Linked DNA regions of Homo sapiens: region 2 is linked to region 1. A link is a loop called in an ENCODE intact Hi-C map of the cell type or tissue named here. Cell type or tissue: Caco-2. All regions are shown on one strand. Each heading gives the region's core, and the rest is flanking DNA. Links, peaks and the distances in the headings are about the cores only.

Region 1 (8,351 bases), core at 235-8,234:
ATGTACTGTTAGGAAATAACTGCCAACCTATTCAAGGAAAATGTCCTTCAAGAATAAAGACAAGATAGGCCAGGCGTGGTGGCTCACGCCTGTAATCCCAGCACTTTGGGAGGCTGAGGCGGGTGGATCATGAGGTCAGGAGATCGAGGCCATCCGGTTAACATGGTGAAACCCCGTCTCTATGAAAAATACAAAAAAAAAAAATAACCGGGCATGGTGGTGGGCACCTGTAGTCCCAGCTACTTGGGAGGCTGAAGCAGAAGAATGGCATGAACCTGGGAGATGGAGCTTGCAGTGAGCTGAGATTGCGCCACTGCACTCCAGCCTGGGCGACAGAGCAAGACTCCGTATCAAAAAAAATAAATAATAAAAAAAAGAATGAAGACAAGATAAATTACAATTTCAGGCAACGACTGAGAATGCTCACCACAAGAAACCATACACTAAAGGGAATACTAAAATATTCATCAGTTAGAAATAAAAAAAAAATTAAATAAGTAATCACAGTTATGGGAAAAAATGAAAATCTTAAATATGTAGGAAAATCTATGTTAATATTCGATGTATAAGAATATGATATCTTGTGCTAATATATGTATATGTGGAGAGAGGGAGAGAGAGAGTAAAAACGAGAGAAGAGAAAGAGGAAAAAGAGAAGGATTAAAATATAGTACACAGCATTAGAGTCAGGAACAGAGGAAAAAAACAGTTAAAATGTTATAAATTCCTCATATTGTCCTGGATAAGGGTAGTATATATTATCATTCAGTTTTCATAATGTAAAGATATATATTTTTTCCTTTATTTCTTCTAAAAAAGCAGGATACATGAACAGAACATGCAGGTTTGTTACATAGGTATACGTGTGCCATGGTGGTTTGCTGCACCTATTGACCCGTCTTCTAAGTACCCTCCCTTCACCCTGACACACCCCCCTCACCCCCCACCCCCCAACAGGCCCTGCTGTGTGTTGTTTCCCTCCCCATGCCCATGTGTTTTCAATGTTCAGCTCCCACCTATAAGTGAGAACATGAGGTGTTTGGTTTTCTGTTCCTGTGTTAGTTTGCTGAGGATGATGGCTTCCAGCTTCATCCATATCCCTGCAAAGGAAATGAACTCATTTTTTATGACTGCATAGTATTCCATGGTGTACTCATACCACATTTTCATTATCCAGTCTATCATTGATGGGCATTTAGGTTGATTCCATGTCTTTGCTATTGTGAATGGTACTGCAATGAACATACACGTACATGTATCTTTATAATAGAATGATTTATATTCCTTTGGGTATATATCCAGTAATAGGACTGCTCAGTCAAATGGTATTTCTGGTTCTAGATCCTTAAGCAATCACCACACTGTCTTCCACAATGGTTGAACTAATTTACATTCCCACAGACAGTGTAAAAGTATTCCTATTTCTTCACAGCCTCTCCAGCATCAGTTTCCTGACTTTTTAATAATCGCCATTCTGACTGGCATGAGATGGTATCTCAATGTGGTTTTGATTTGCATTTCTCTGATGAATAGTGAAGTTGACCTTTTTTTATATGTTTGTTGGCCGTATGAATGTCTTCTTTTGAGAAGTGTCTGTTCGTGTCCTTTGCCCACTTTTTGATGGGGTTGTTTGTTTTTTTCTTGTAAAAGACATGTATAATACATTTTAAAGTAACTAAATGAAGTGTTTATGACTTCCAAACAAAAAAAAGGGAATGTAAATAATAACAAAAATTACTTAATACATTAAAAATGAAGCATTTAAAGACAGAAAAAGAAAGTAGAAAAGATAAGGCATTAAAAGCACAACATAAGACTGTAGATTTAAATAGCAAATGTATCATTAATCACATTAAACATAAATGGACAAAATGCTATCATTTAAAAAAATTGTCACACTGGAAAAAAAAGAAAGCTCAAATTAATATTAACTGCAAATAACAGATTTAAAACATAAAGATACAAAAATGCTAAAATAAAGAGACAAAAAGACCATTAAAGCAGGAAATAAAATAAAGCAGATTTGGCTATAAAAACATCAGCCAAATATAAATGATAGGGCAAAAAGATGACTAGAAACAGAGATCAAAATATTATGATAAAACATTTATTTCATCAGGATGAAATAAAAGTTATCTGTGAGTGTACACCTAATACCATAAAGCAAAACTTGATAGTGCAAATTCACAATCATAATAGAAGACTTTAACAAACTTCTCTGTTTGTTACAGAGATAGAGAGACAAAAAAATCATTAAGAATATAGATTTAAATAACACAATTAGCAAACTTAATGCAGATATGTTTCTATCTATGCATACAAAACTGCAGAGTGCTCATTTTTTTCAAGAATATATTAAATACTTGGAAATAAAAAGACCGCATTTGTGGCCCCAAAGCTAACATTAACACATATAAAAGAACTAAAATAATACAAAATACATTCTCATGTCACAATGCAAGTGTGCTTGAAACCAATAACAAACAAAAAAATTTCCATATGTATGGAAATTAAGAATATACCTTTAAATACTTAAATAGCAGAAGATAGATAATGAAAAAAGTTTTAACTGAATGGTAATAAAGTTAACAAATATCAGAACTTGTGAAATGCAGCTGATGCAGAACATGATAAAAATAAAGAGCCTTACAATTTTATGTTAGAAAAAATATGGAGATTAATTAGCTAATAATATTTCCTAAGAAAATAAGTTATTGATATTAAAATAAACCCAAATATATAGAAAGGAAAATAAGATAAATGCAGAAATTAATGAAAAAACAATGTTACAATAGGGAAAAACAATGAAGGTAAAAATTAGTTTGCTCTAAGGTAAATAATAAACACACTTCTCACAAATGAGCAAGAATAAAAGAAAATAAGAACAGTTAACCAGCATCTGGAATAAAGCAGTGGCAAAATCACAATTTCTGCAGTAATTATAAAGATAAGAGATTATAACTGATAAATGTATGACACACCAGATTGAAAATCTAGTTGAACATATTTCTAGAAGCAGACATTACCAAAACTACCCAAAAGAGGAACAGAAAGACTGAATTTTTCTATAACTGATTGAAAATTGAATTCATAAGCAAAAGCTATCCACTACGGAAATGGAAATTCATAACCAGGTTACTTCACTGCTGAATTCTACTGAACATTCAAAGAGGAAGAAACTTTAATCGTACATAAGTTCTCCCAAAGAATAGAGAAAGCAGAAATGTTTCACAATTCATTTTATGAGGCTCACATATTCTTAATATCAAAACCACACAAAGCAGACGGTGACATCAAAAAGATAGCAGAATAGGAAGTCCCACAGAAGCAACAATTGAACAATTATATATAGACCAAAATACTTTTATGATATTTCCAAACTCCAGATAGGAATTTGCTGTACCCCAGGTAAGCATAGAGCTGAGAACAGGCACATTGAAATGGGAAAGAAGAGCAATTAAGATTTACCAACATTAGGCACTTCCCAAGACAGCACAGGTTGTTCCAGAGAAAAAAATGTCTCAGCTCGTTATTTCTCCCTAGAGGAAGGGAGAGGGAGAAAAAAGTGGAAAATGTATACAAATTTTTGGCTTTTCTGCAGCCTTCCTGAAAGAATGACTTTTCATTTCACTCAGAGTGCTGATGGGCTTGGCATAGTTTGGATGCCTAGGGGCTACTAAAAGCAAAGATGAGCAGGAGGGGCAGCTTACTGAGGCCAGCACAGATTGGCAAAATCAAGAGAAGGTGCAAAATCTGAGGCTCCTCCCATGAAAGGGAGGGAGAAGACTGAAATTTTTATCCACTGTTTCATAGTTTTAAAGGGCTGCCTAAGGGATTAGCATCTGTCTCATTTTACTTGAGACACTGATAAAGAGCTGACATAATTTGGGTGCCTAGTGGATGATAAGAACAAAAGAGGATGTGTAATGCCATTACAGAAGCAGACAACTTGGAGTGCCACAAACAGACACCAGAGGGAGCAAGAAATTACCAGCTATGAGCCCAAGCAATTGAGAAATTGCATGCCCATACCCAGAGAAGTGACATCCCTCCAAAACTGGTTTCAGAGGCCCTCAGAATCTAAAGATAGGCTAATTGGTGAGGGTCCCTCCTGGTATGAAGCCAGTCCCTAAGTACTGGGAAAGGTGACTTTTTTTCTAATGTGCAGAACCGAGTACAAAGTTGTGAGACACACAAAGAAGCCAGGAAACATGGCTTTAAAAAATGATGCACAATACTTGATAGGTAGTTTTTCTACCCTCACTCACCTCCCACCCTTCTTCCTCTAGTAGTCCCCTGTGTTTACTGTTTCCATTTTTATGTCAACTTGGACACAATGTTTAGCTTCCACTTATAGGTGAGAACATGGTTTTCTGTTTCTGTGCTATTTGCTTCAGATAATGACCTCCAGCTGCATCCATATTGCTGCAAAGTACATAATTTTATTTTTTATGGCTGCATAGTATTCCATGCTATATATGTACCACATTTTCTTTATCCAGTCTGCCCTTGAAGGTAATCGTTGAAGTTGATTCCATGTCGTTGTTATTGTGACTAGTGCTGTGATAAACATACTAGTGCATATATCTTTTTGGTAGAATGATTTATATTCCTTTGAGTACCTACCCAATAATGAGATTGTAAGGTCAAGGGGTAGTTCTGTTTTACATTCTTTGACACATCACCAAACTACTTTCTACAGTGGCTGAACTAATTTACATTCCCACCAACAGGGAGAAAGAGTTCCCTTTTCTCTGCAACCTCACCAACATCTGTTATTTTTTGTCTTTTTAATAATGACCATTCCAACTGGTATGAGATGGTAACTTGTTGTGGTTTTGGTTTGCATTTCTCTAATGATTAATGATGTTGAGCATTTTGTCATCTGTTTCTTGGCCACTTGTATGTCTTCTTTTGCAAAGTGTCTATTCATGTCACTACCTGGGTGAGAGGATTATTTGTAAACTAAACCTCAATGACACACAATTTACCAACATAGCAAACCTGCACATGTACTCTCTGAATCTAAAATAAAAGTTGAAAAAAAATTGTTTTAAAGTGGCTTAAAAAATCAACCCTGAATGAAAATTATAGCAATCTCTGAAATTATGTTAAAATGTATTTCACTTTATGTGTGCATTATCAACCTGAGAGGGTGGCTAAGAATATCTAAATTGTATGTTTATATGAGAAACATAAGAATTAACAACAAATATAAATAATTATTGATTCTTGCTTAAGAATCTGTGTTGCCAGTCCAAAATTCTTTAGGAATCACAAATATTAAATGAATGTACTATACAAAAAATACAAAAGTAGAAGAGCATAGGTAATCATGAAATCATATTTAGAATTAGAATTAGAATTAATTGGAACTTGCAATTAAATACAACTAACACTTTTAAACTTTGAAAAAAATGGAACAATATAAATCTCCAGAAATTGATCTTTAAAAAATGGAGATATACAACTTACCTGAAACAAGTTCAAAACAATCATAATAAAGATGCTCTGTGAGCTCAAGAAAACCATTCATGAAGAAAATAAGAATACAAACAAAGAGATAGAACATATTTTTTAAAAAGCAAACAAATTTTAGAGTTAAAGAGTACAAAAAACTGAACTGGACCATTCAGAAGAAGAACCCAACAGCAGGCAAGATCAAACAGAAGTAAGAATTAGCAAAATCAAAAATCAGTCATTTGAAATTATGCAGTCATAAGAACGAAAATAAAATAAAATGAAATATAGGGAAAAACGCTAAGGAACTTATGGAAGACAATCAAGAGGAACAAATTAAGAATTAAGAAAGTTCTAGAAAGAAAAATGAGAGAAAAGAAGGAAAAAGCTTATTCCAAGAAATAGTAGTCCTAAGCTTCCTAAATCTGGGAAAGAAAATGGACATACATATTAAAGAAGTCCAACAAACTCTAACTAGAGTGAATCCAAAGAAATCCACACCAAGATAATCAAATTGTCAAAAGTAAGACAGCATTTTTTTTATAATAGCAAGAGAAAAGTCTTGACACATACAAAATAACTACAATAAGACTATAAGTGGATTTCTCAGCAGGGACATTTCAGAACAGAAGAAAGCGGAATGATATATTCAAAGTGCTGAAAGTTAAAAACAAACTGCCCACCAAAAAATACTCTATTAGGGAAACTATCCTTTAACAATGATGGAGAAATACTTGCTATAACAAAGAAAAGCTGAAGGAGTTCACCAACACTACACTTGCCTTACAAGAAATGCCAAGAGGAGTCATTCAAGGTGAAATAAAAACATTCTAAACAGCAACACAAAAACATATAAAAGTATAAAACTCATTCGTAAAAGTAAATATATAGAAAAATGAAGAATGCTCTAATACTATAATGGTGATAAACAAATCCTGTTTTAATTCTGCTATAGAAGATAAAAGACAAAAGTTCAAAAATAAATGTTACTGTAAAAATGTCAGTGGAAACAAAATATAAAAATGCAATTTTTGACATTAATAGCATAAAGTGTGGGGTAGAAGTAAAGGTGTACACTATTTGCATGCAATTGAAGTTAAGTTGTCATCTGCTTAAGATAGGTTGTTATAACTATAAGGTGTTTTATGTATGACCCATGGTAAGCACTAAGGACAGATCAATAGAATATACACAAGAGAAAATGAGGAAGGAACCAAAACATGTAATCACAAAAAAATCAACACTGTACAAAGGAATACAACAGGAGAGGAAAAGAGAGAAAAATAGCTACAACAGAGACAATGAAAAATTAATAAAAATGTCAATAGCAAGTCCCTCATTATCAAGAATTACTGTAACAAAATGGATTAAAATCCCCAATTAAATAATAAAGTGGCTGAATGGATTTTTTCAAAGTTATAACTATAAACCAAGCATCACTAATGCAAAAACCCAAAATTTTAAATGCTACAGATACCAACACTTTTTGAGTGCTAATATGATGCTCAAAGGAAATGCTCCTTGCATCATTTCAGATTTTGAATTTTTGAATTAGGCATGTCTAACCAGTAATAGCAATGCAAATATTTCAATATCCCAAAACATCCAAAATCTAAAAACACTTCTTGTCCCAAACATTTTTAATAAAAGATACACAACCTCTATATTATATTTATAAGAGATTTGTGTTAGATTTAATAACACACATAGGCTGAAAGTGAAAAGATGGGAAAATATATCCCATGCAAGTGCTAACAAAAGAGAGCAGGTTGGACATAATTATATCAGAAAAAAATAGATTTTAAGTCAAAAATTGTCAAAAGAGATAAAGAGACCATTATACATTGATGAAAGTGTCAGTTCACCAGGAATATATAGCAATTATAAAAACATAGGTACAAGATGCCCTGCCCCAGCAGATATGCAAGCACCCCACAGCACTGCCATGTCTGCTGGCATGTGCAGGCGAGCATGGTTCCCACTGCCACTGCCATGACGAAGTGCTTTGGCTGGCACCACCTATTAAAATGTTGTCAGCAGACCAGAAACACCTCAGCTGCTCCAGCACAACAGGTTCCTAACCTGAGAGGCCAGAGGAAAAAAGCCAAAGGCCTCGTTCAAGTCCCCCAAAGTTAGAGAACACAGCTCTGGAGTGCTGAATTGAGCCTTGGTCCCCTAAAATCTCCCAGAAATAAAACCATTTAACTGAACCCAACTTATACCACAATTAAACCCCAAAAGACATCAAAGAAGGTAAAAGCAAAAAGTTCCATCCAAAGGAGAGTAATTTCAAATATTGAAGGAACATTAGCCTGTAGATATGAGAAAGAATCTTCACAAGAACTCCAGCAACTCAAAAAGCCAGATTCCCTTCTTACCTTAGAACAACCATAATGCTTTCCCATCAATGGATCTTAATCAGACTGAAATGGCTGAAATGACAGACATAGAATTTGGAATATGGATAGAAATGAAGATCACTGAGATTCAGGAGAAAGTGAAAACCCAATTCAAGGAATCTAAGGAATACAATAAAATGATACAGGAGCTAAAAGAGGAAATAGTCATTTTAAGATAAAATCAAACTGATCTGATAGAACTGAAAAACTAACTTCAAGAATTTCATAATATAATTGCCAATATTAACAGCAGAATCAACCAAGCTGAGGAAAGAATCTCGGAGCTCGAAAATTGGCCTTCTGAAATAAGTCATTCAAAAAAAAAATAAAGAAAAAGCAATAAAGAAAAACACAACTTTTGAGCAATATGAATTTATGTAAAGATGACAAATCTATGACTCATTGACATCCTTGAAAGAGAGGGAGAGAAAGCAAGCAACTCAAAAAACATATTTGAGGATATTACCCATAAAGATTTCCCCAACCTCGCTA
Region 2 (8,351 bases), core at 216-8,215, 290 kb after region 1:
TTGGGATTTGCAAAGCACTGTGTATATTTATACATTGAAGTTATTTACAACAACAACAAAAAATAAATAAATAAATAATTAAATAAATTGCTCAGTCTCAGGTATTCTGCTATAGCAATTCAAAATGGACTAAGACACTTGCTTACTGAAGATCTAATTGAAGGTAGCGTCCACTATGCTATCGAATGTCTCATATATGTGTCCTTTAATTAGTCATATAATTTAACACAATGTAATTGAACTTGCTTTCTTTTTGCTTTGGAGTTTTGGAGACTGACCTACTGCCAGAGTTAGTTTTCAAATGAAGAAATTAGTCCATCTTATGCAAGAAAAGAGAGTGAAGGCTTGCTAAAGATACAGACTACCAGTATAGTTATAAGTAATAACAGATCAGCCACACTATTATGTCAAGCATTTTCTTAAGATTTATCTTAAAGTTAATCATTATTCACTCACTTATCTTTTTTTTTGTATCACATGCTCAGTCTTTTATTTTTAAGAATTGTTTTTCTTTCTCTCAAATGTTCACTTATAATATGAGGTTATGTCCACAGAAATTTTCAGAAGCAGAAAATTATTGTGGAACTCTGGGATCGTGAGAATTTCACTAAAATCAACTTTTCTAAATTCAGTTCTAGCTCCCTAAGGGGAAAAAGTCAGTAATCCAGTCAAATCTGAGAGAAACGAGGGATTTTGCTTGACTAGCTATATTCCTTCTATGCCAATGAGATATTATTACTGATGAATTGTGAAGAGTTCTGACCAGTGTACTTTCTTTAGTAGGTAAGACAATCCTATGAACACCATGAGGAAAGAAAAATAAGTAAATAACTTAGGCAGTAGAAGAAGATCCATGTTTCTCTTTACTTTTTGCTCTGAATAGAAATTTTTAAAACCCACTTTTCCACTACAAGCTATAGATTCATGTTTAAATTAAGCTTCTTTAGAAAAGTGAAGCTTATCCCCTATCCACCCAACATCTATTAACTGGAGACTTTTCAAATTATAAATGGAAGATAATCATTTCAATTACTTCACTTAAAATAGGATGGAAGAGAAAAATGTTTTTGTTTTTCCCTTTTCCCAAGACATTAAAATGTTTGCCTAATAAAAACAACAAGTTAAACTTACAAATGAGAATCTTAATGAAAAGGACATTGTGAATGCTTGTTATGTGGAGGTTAGGGGTAAGCGTGCCCTCTTCTTTGTGAACACTAGCCAATATTTTTAAAATTGCATGTTGGGAATAATCTCTAAGACACAGTTTCACAATGTTTTGCATTCATTTAAAAGTGAAGTGTATTTTATTTGTCTCCTTGCCAACTTTTTGAAGACTTCCTCTCAGGCTCCTGTCCTTTTTTAAAGAAACCCTTAGGACTGCTTTGATGCTCCTCAAATGAAAAAATCTACACCCAAGAACACATGAGATTGTCATAATTGGACTCCTTCCCAGAATAAAGAAGACTGTTGGAGGGAGAGCAATTTAAATAGAAATGTGTCTATCTTATCCTGAGCTGGCATTTCCTATTGTCAATATTTTTTTTAAAAAAGTGCTGGCAAGGACAGTATTTCAAGTACCAAGCTTGAATTACTAAAGTAAGCATCATAACTTCCAACAATAAAAATATTATTCTTTCTTAACAACTTTTATTTCCTAGTGACACACTTTGTTACATTAATTTGTGTGTAAATGTGCAGTTTTCTATATGACCCAGGGCTACAACTAAAATGTCATCTTTATTTATCCAGCCCATTAGTTCTATTAATACCAATAACAAAAATACTTATGACCCTTTATTCACGTACAATTTTCTCCCTAATTTCAGAGAGCACTCGGATCAGTGACCAAAACCATCAAAACATAATTTATGTTTTTGTTTTTCTTTGAATGTGACTTGCTGTCTCTCTCTCAATGAGGGTTTGTACAGTGACAAATACTTGTAAGCTGTTTTTTAGGACTATCTCAAACTGCTGAAATGTGTTAAATTTCATAAAACTAAGGTAGGTAGTAGGTATAGTACATATAGTAATGGACTAGGCAGTGACAACATTAGGTTCTAATTTAGTCCTGGTTTTGTTACTTACTGGTTTCATAACTTTAGACAACCAACTAATCCATTTGAGTTTCAGTTAGCAGTCTTTAAAATAAGAGTACTAATATGCTCAGTGTCTATTATGTGAGTTTTTATGAAGATTAAACAAGGTAATATACGTGAAAACACTTATGTGTATGCAAGTAGTTATTCTTATTTATAGCAAAACAAATTGCATTATTTACAAGGGGTTTTTGTTGTGTTTAAATGCAATGGCGAAAGCACCTGAAATGGGAGAAATGTATTCAATCTCTTTGAAACTAATGATAGCTTTCTCCAAAATTAGTTGTTTCAGCGTCCTCCTTTGACTTACTATATAAATATTATTGATCTATTGTCTCACTCTGTATTTATTTATTCACCTATAAAATAGGACTGATATTTATCACCCTAGTCACTATAAAACAATTTTTGCAATGAGATCTCAGTAAAGAGAATATTATATCTCTTTAGATACTATCTTTAGATAATATCTCTTTTAGATACTAAAGGATTTGCCTGAAAAGTGAAAATTTTAAGTCAACCAACTATAGTTTTTGTCAATATGACACCAGTAACAACAAGTTTTGTTAATGATTTGACAAAATTGATTAGTTGTTTTGGTTATCTGTAGAAAAACCCCATTAATGTCTGCAAAGTGTTAATAATGTTTAGAATGAAAAAATTTGTGTTTTAGGTTCTAATCCCTAGTAGGAAGTGCCAGACTGCCCTCTAGAGTTCTGAGAGCAGAATCACATTTACTTAGGTTGAAGCAAGTGGAAACACTACTGTTTTTTTAAAAACCAATTACGAATTGGGATACTGGGAACTTGCCTTTTAATTCACACTTTTAGCTTTATTTCTCACTAATATTCCCCTAAAACTCTTGATGCTCCCTATTATTTCCCAGCCCTTTCTGTTGTATGTTCATTGTATTCCTTCTGCCTTGCCTGCTGTTCATTTCTCACTGACTGATACTATCCCTACCCCAAGACAGAGCTGATCAAATTTCTATCCATTCTTCAAGAGCCAGTTCAAATTTCACAGTCTCAGCTGTGCCTCCTCCCAGATCTTCCGAGTCATTAGTCTTTTTTTTTTTTTTCTTATAACCCCATAGAACTCCTTTTCATTCTGGCTTACCCTTATTCTAGTACGACTTGCATTATTAATATGCATAAATGTCTGCCTGCTCCCACTAAGCCATAAGTACCTAGATTGAAAGGATAATGAAATATTCCTTTCTGAAACTTGCACAGTACCTCACATAAAAGTGGTTTAATAAATATGTGTCAAATTAAATTAAGTTGATTCGATAGGCTAAGAGGGTGGGTTTCCTTATTATAATATTTTTATTTAAATGAGTCTAGGTTTATTTTATGTAATCTAGTGTGAAATACTTATTATGGCCTCGATATTATTTTCCTTCTTTCCACTTCTTAGCCAACATAATGACCAGAAGCTTTGATGAGGTTCCTCCTGCTAGTGCTTAAATTCATCAGGTTGCTTTCTTTGCTTAATTGATATTATTTTAAACTGATATTTTGACCGTATTCTTTACAGTCTGATATCAATGTCCCATTAGCAACAATTACTTTGAATAATTACTCTTCCAAATGGAATAAAATTTGAAAGTCTAATTCATTCTAGTCTCTGCCCTCAAGGATACAAGATTTTATTATCTTAGTTTAACAGAAAAGGCAATTGAGGCCCAGAGATGTTAAGTTACTACCAATTACACTGCTAGTCAATAGCAGATCTAATCTCAAAATTCACAATCAAAAGTTCTTTTCCTTATAACCCCCTTTGCCTCCCTGTTGGATTACCTTTTTTTGGGACAACAGAAAAACCTTATTAACATTTACATTTCAGTGTACCAAATGGTAGATTGGCGGTCTGATAGAGTGACTGAGGTGCATTAAATTGTACAATGACTAATTGGAACAAAGAGTTACTCAGGTTTAGGGTATACTTTCTAAAAAAATATAATATTTACAACATAGTTGAATTCTAAAAAGGAAACTTAGTTGTTAGGTTTCTTTGGTTTTATTATAAAGGCAAAGTAAAATACAACAAATCCTTAAAGTGTCATGTTATGGATGTTAAGCAATAAGTAAAAGGAATAAATTTCATTCATTTATCCAATATTCAACATATATGCATATATCCTCTACAAGCCACAAAATTGAATAAGGCAGTATGAGGAAGTGTGACCAAAGGGATTCATACATCACATGGAATTGGACTAGATTACATGTTAAGGTTTTTTTTAAACCCTGAAATTTATGCATTTATGTATATGTGAATTCACATAAGCCTTTCTTCTGTCTCTCTGTTTTTGATCTTTCTTTCTTAATTTTACCTGTTCAAATCTAGATTCTTGCATTTATTAGCTTACCAATTTCTATAATATTCATACACTCCTGATTATTCAGTTTTTGACATTTATCTAATAAGCCCAGTTAAGTCCAGCTTCATGGAGTCTCAGATAATAACTCATACATGTTGAGCTATTATCCTGACTCAAATGTCCCAAGTTATGTCAGAAGGACATTATCTCTTCTCTCAAAAAGTATATAATTTAAATGGATGGGATTCAATATATAGATAAATCATTATGAGTGACTATTATATATCACTTAAAGTGTATGAGCTAAATGTTAAAGGAATTTAGAGGATATGATGGATGCCTTAGAGTTGAAGATCTCAAAGTTGATATTAGACTGGTCATTAAGATCAGGGGAGGTAGTATTCTGGCCACAGGTGTAGTGATGAAAATGTGTGATATGTCTTTTAGGAAAGGACTAGAGGAAACACGTAGAAGAGAAGAAAGAGAGAAAGCTATGTAAAGGCAGGCTGAGGTCTGAATGTGAATACTTTTAAATGACTGGCAAGAATTTTGACTGAATTTTGTAGGGGGCAGGAAACCACTAAAGATTATTGAAAAGAGAAATTATTTAGTCAAAGTTGTATTTTACCAAAGATATTATGTTGCTGTTGAGGATAGATTGTAGAAAAGGAGAATACTGCATGAATTTTGGAAGCTAATGAAGTGGTCTAGGGGAGAGGGATTGAATCTCTAGTCTAAGATGATGGCAGTGGAAATGAAAAGGAAGAAATTGACTTGATGGATATAGACCATCTCCACAAATAATTTACTAATTCTAAGAATGTTGCCTTGGTGAGGAGCAGCTAAAGAAAATATGTCCTTCTTGCAAATTAAGAAATAATTTTGAGCATTTGTATGCCTGAATGGCAAACTTGAACAGTAGGTGGAACAGAAACTTATTAGAGGTGACCATTAACTGTGGTGTCTTAGAAAGACTCCTCACTGAAAGTTTCTCCCCCATTTAAGTCTCACAATATAATCAGTTCTACCATTAGAGATTGAACTCTTTTAGTTAAACCTTGTTATTTCCATGCCTCCTTTTGAAAATAAAATTCAATTGTATCACATCTATTTTCTAGCACTTTAATTGAAATGAATGTATTGGATGCTTTCTCCCTGCTTGGAGAGACATGTCTGTCTGATAAAAAGTTGAAAGCTGTCTATGGGCCACGAGCTCTGCTCTATACAATACACACATTACACACATATTTTATGTAATTCTCATAACAACATTATGAGGTAGATACTATTATATACAAATTTACAGATGAGAAAACTGAAGTACAGAGAAATTAAGTAACTGCTCAAGGTACTTCATCCAGTAAATGGTAAAGCCAGAGTTTTGAACTGTGTTTAAAATTCTGCTAACCAACTAATTATACTGTGCAATAGTTTAATTTTGAAATTATACTGGATTTGATCCTTGTTGGTAGGTAATAGTGGGTAGCCAGCAAATGGGGAAAATGTGGGGCAAATTTTAAAACCAAATTATTCACTTGAGAAGTTGACCATACAGACCTAATTAAAAATAGTAGGCACCCAAATGTCATTGGAAATCTGCAGTATCTCTTGTCCTATTTACTCTAGGTTAAGATATTTCCTTCTTCTTACTCTAGCATGGATAGCGTTTAAGGTTAGCCCACAGTGAAACAAAATCCCAGCATGTGAAAGACAGAATAATGGACCCCCAAAAATGTCTACATTCCAATCCTTGAAACCTGTGAATATGCTGCTTTATATGGCAAAATGAAAAAAAAAAAATGGACTTTTGCGGGTGTGATTAAAGCCCTTGAGATCGGATAATTATCCTGAATTATCCACGTGGACTTCATCTAATTTCATAAACCCACAAAGTTTGAGAGCTTTTCCCTGCTGTAGTCAGTCAGAGTGAGATGTGACTGTGGAACAATGGTTGGAGAGGTGCAAAATTACTTGGTTTGAAGGTGAAGGAAGGGGCCACAAGCCACATAATATGAGCAGACTGTAGAAGCTGAAAATGGCAAAGACATAGATTATCTCCTAGAGCATCCAGAAAAGAATGCATCCGGCTGACACGTTAATTATAGCTCAGTAAGACAGATTCTAGACTTCTGATCTGCGGAACTGTAAGATAATAAATATGTGTTGCTTTCAACTACTGAGTTTGTGGTAATTGGTTACAGCAGCAATGGAAAACTAATATATTACTCAAAGAGTTGACGGCTACTATCAGCTGAGGGGGTGGGAATGAACTATACATTCTTTATAAAATAATAATTTATAGAGGTGAAATTAATATGAGATAAAATTAACCATTTTAAAGTGAAAAATTCAGTGGCATTTAGTACATTCACAATGTTGCTCAACCACTACCTCTATCTAGTTCAAAATATTTCCATCACTCCAAAGTAAAACCCCTTACCCATTAAGCAGTTTCTCCCAACTTTTTTCTCCTCCTATCTACTCCCTGGCAATAATCACTTTGCATTCCATCTCCATGTATTTATCTATTATGAATATTTTATATAAATGGAATCATGTAATATATGACTATTTGTGTCTGTCTTTTTCTTCTTAATATTATGTTTTGGAGGTTCCTCAATGTTGTAACATGTGTCAGTATTCAATTATATTTTATAGCTGAATGTACAATTTGTTATACATTCATCTATTGATGAACATTTCATCTGTTTCCACCTTTTGCCTATTCTGAATAGTGAACACATAAACACATGTATTTTTGAGTACCTATTTTCAAACCGTTTGGGCATGTACTGAGAATCAGAATTATGAAGTCATATAGAAAATCTATTAAACCTAAAATTTAAGTAATTTTTGAGTAACTGCCAACTTGTTTCCAATAATTTGAAATATTTATCATTCCTACCAGCAATGCACAAGGGTTTCAATTTCTCCACATCGTTGCAAACATTTTTAATTTTCCATTTTTTTCTTTTATTATAGCCATCCTAGTAGGTACAAAGTAATACCACATTGTAGTTTATATTGGCATTTCCTTAATGCCTAATGATGTTGAGCATCCTTTCCTGTATTTGGTGGCCATTTGACTGTTTTCTTTGGAGAAATGTCCATTCAGATTTTTTTATTGTTTTGTACAAAATAATAAAGAAGACAAACAACCCAATTAAAAAGTTGTTGTGTTGTAAAAGTTCTCTGCATATTTTATATACTACACCTTTATTAAATATGCGATTTGAAAATATTCTCTAGCATGCTTTAAATTGCCTTTTTACTCTCTTAATAATGTGCTTTTAAAACAAATAGCTTGAGGTATAATTAATATACAAAAATGCATTTATTTTTTCTTTCCAACTTTTACTTTAGGTTTAGTGGGTACATGTGTGGGCTTGTTATATAGGTAAATTGCATGTCATAGGGGTTTGGTATACAGATTATTTTATCACACAGGTAATGAGCATAGTGGCTAATAGGTAGTTTTTTGATCCTCACCTTCCTTGTACCCTCCACCCTCAAGTAAGCCCCAGTGTCTAGTTTTCTCTTCTTTGTGTCTATGTGTACTCAGTGTTTAGATACCACTTATAAGTGTGAACATGTGACATTTGGTTTTCTGTGCCTGTGAACTCACTTAGGATAATGGCCTCCAGCTCCATCCATGTTGCTGCAAAGAACATGACTTCATTCTTTTTATGGGTGCATAGTATTCCATGGTGTATATGTAACATATTTTCTTTATCCAGTCCACCACTGATGGGCATCTAGGTTGACTCCATGCCTTTGCTATTGAGAATAGTACTGCCATAAACATACACATTATACACATGCATGTGTCTTTATGATAGAACAATTTATGTTCTTTTGGATATATACCTGGTAATGGAATTGCTGGGTTGAAAGGTAGTTCTAAGTTGTTTGGGAAATCTACAAATTGGTTT

What was found. Hi-C counts contacts between places; a loop is a spot of excess contacts. Peaks named below come from ENCODE experiments on the same cell type or tissue, not always from the same donor. Only the 100,000 strongest peaks of a DNase experiment are listed, where the experiment ranks them.
Region 2: it touches region 1 in a loop (15-fold over the local background); 6 of 110 quality-filtered maps call a loop at or near these places.

What each region holds. Positions count from the first base shown.
Region 1 is chrX:83,465,790-83,474,140 of GRCh38, forward strand. No RefSeq gene overlaps it. Among named protein-coding and RNA genes, the nearest start is that of POU3F4, 38 kb to the right of the region's middle. In Caco-2, for the core only: no CTCF peak of the experiment used is centred there; a DNase peak (open chromatin) is centred at 3,992.
Region 2 is chrX:83,757,272-83,765,622 of GRCh38, forward strand. No RefSeq gene overlaps it. Among named protein-coding and RNA genes, the nearest start is that of CYLC1, 100 kb to the right of the region's middle. In Caco-2, for the core only: no CTCF peak of the experiment used is centred there; no DNase peak of the experiment used is centred there.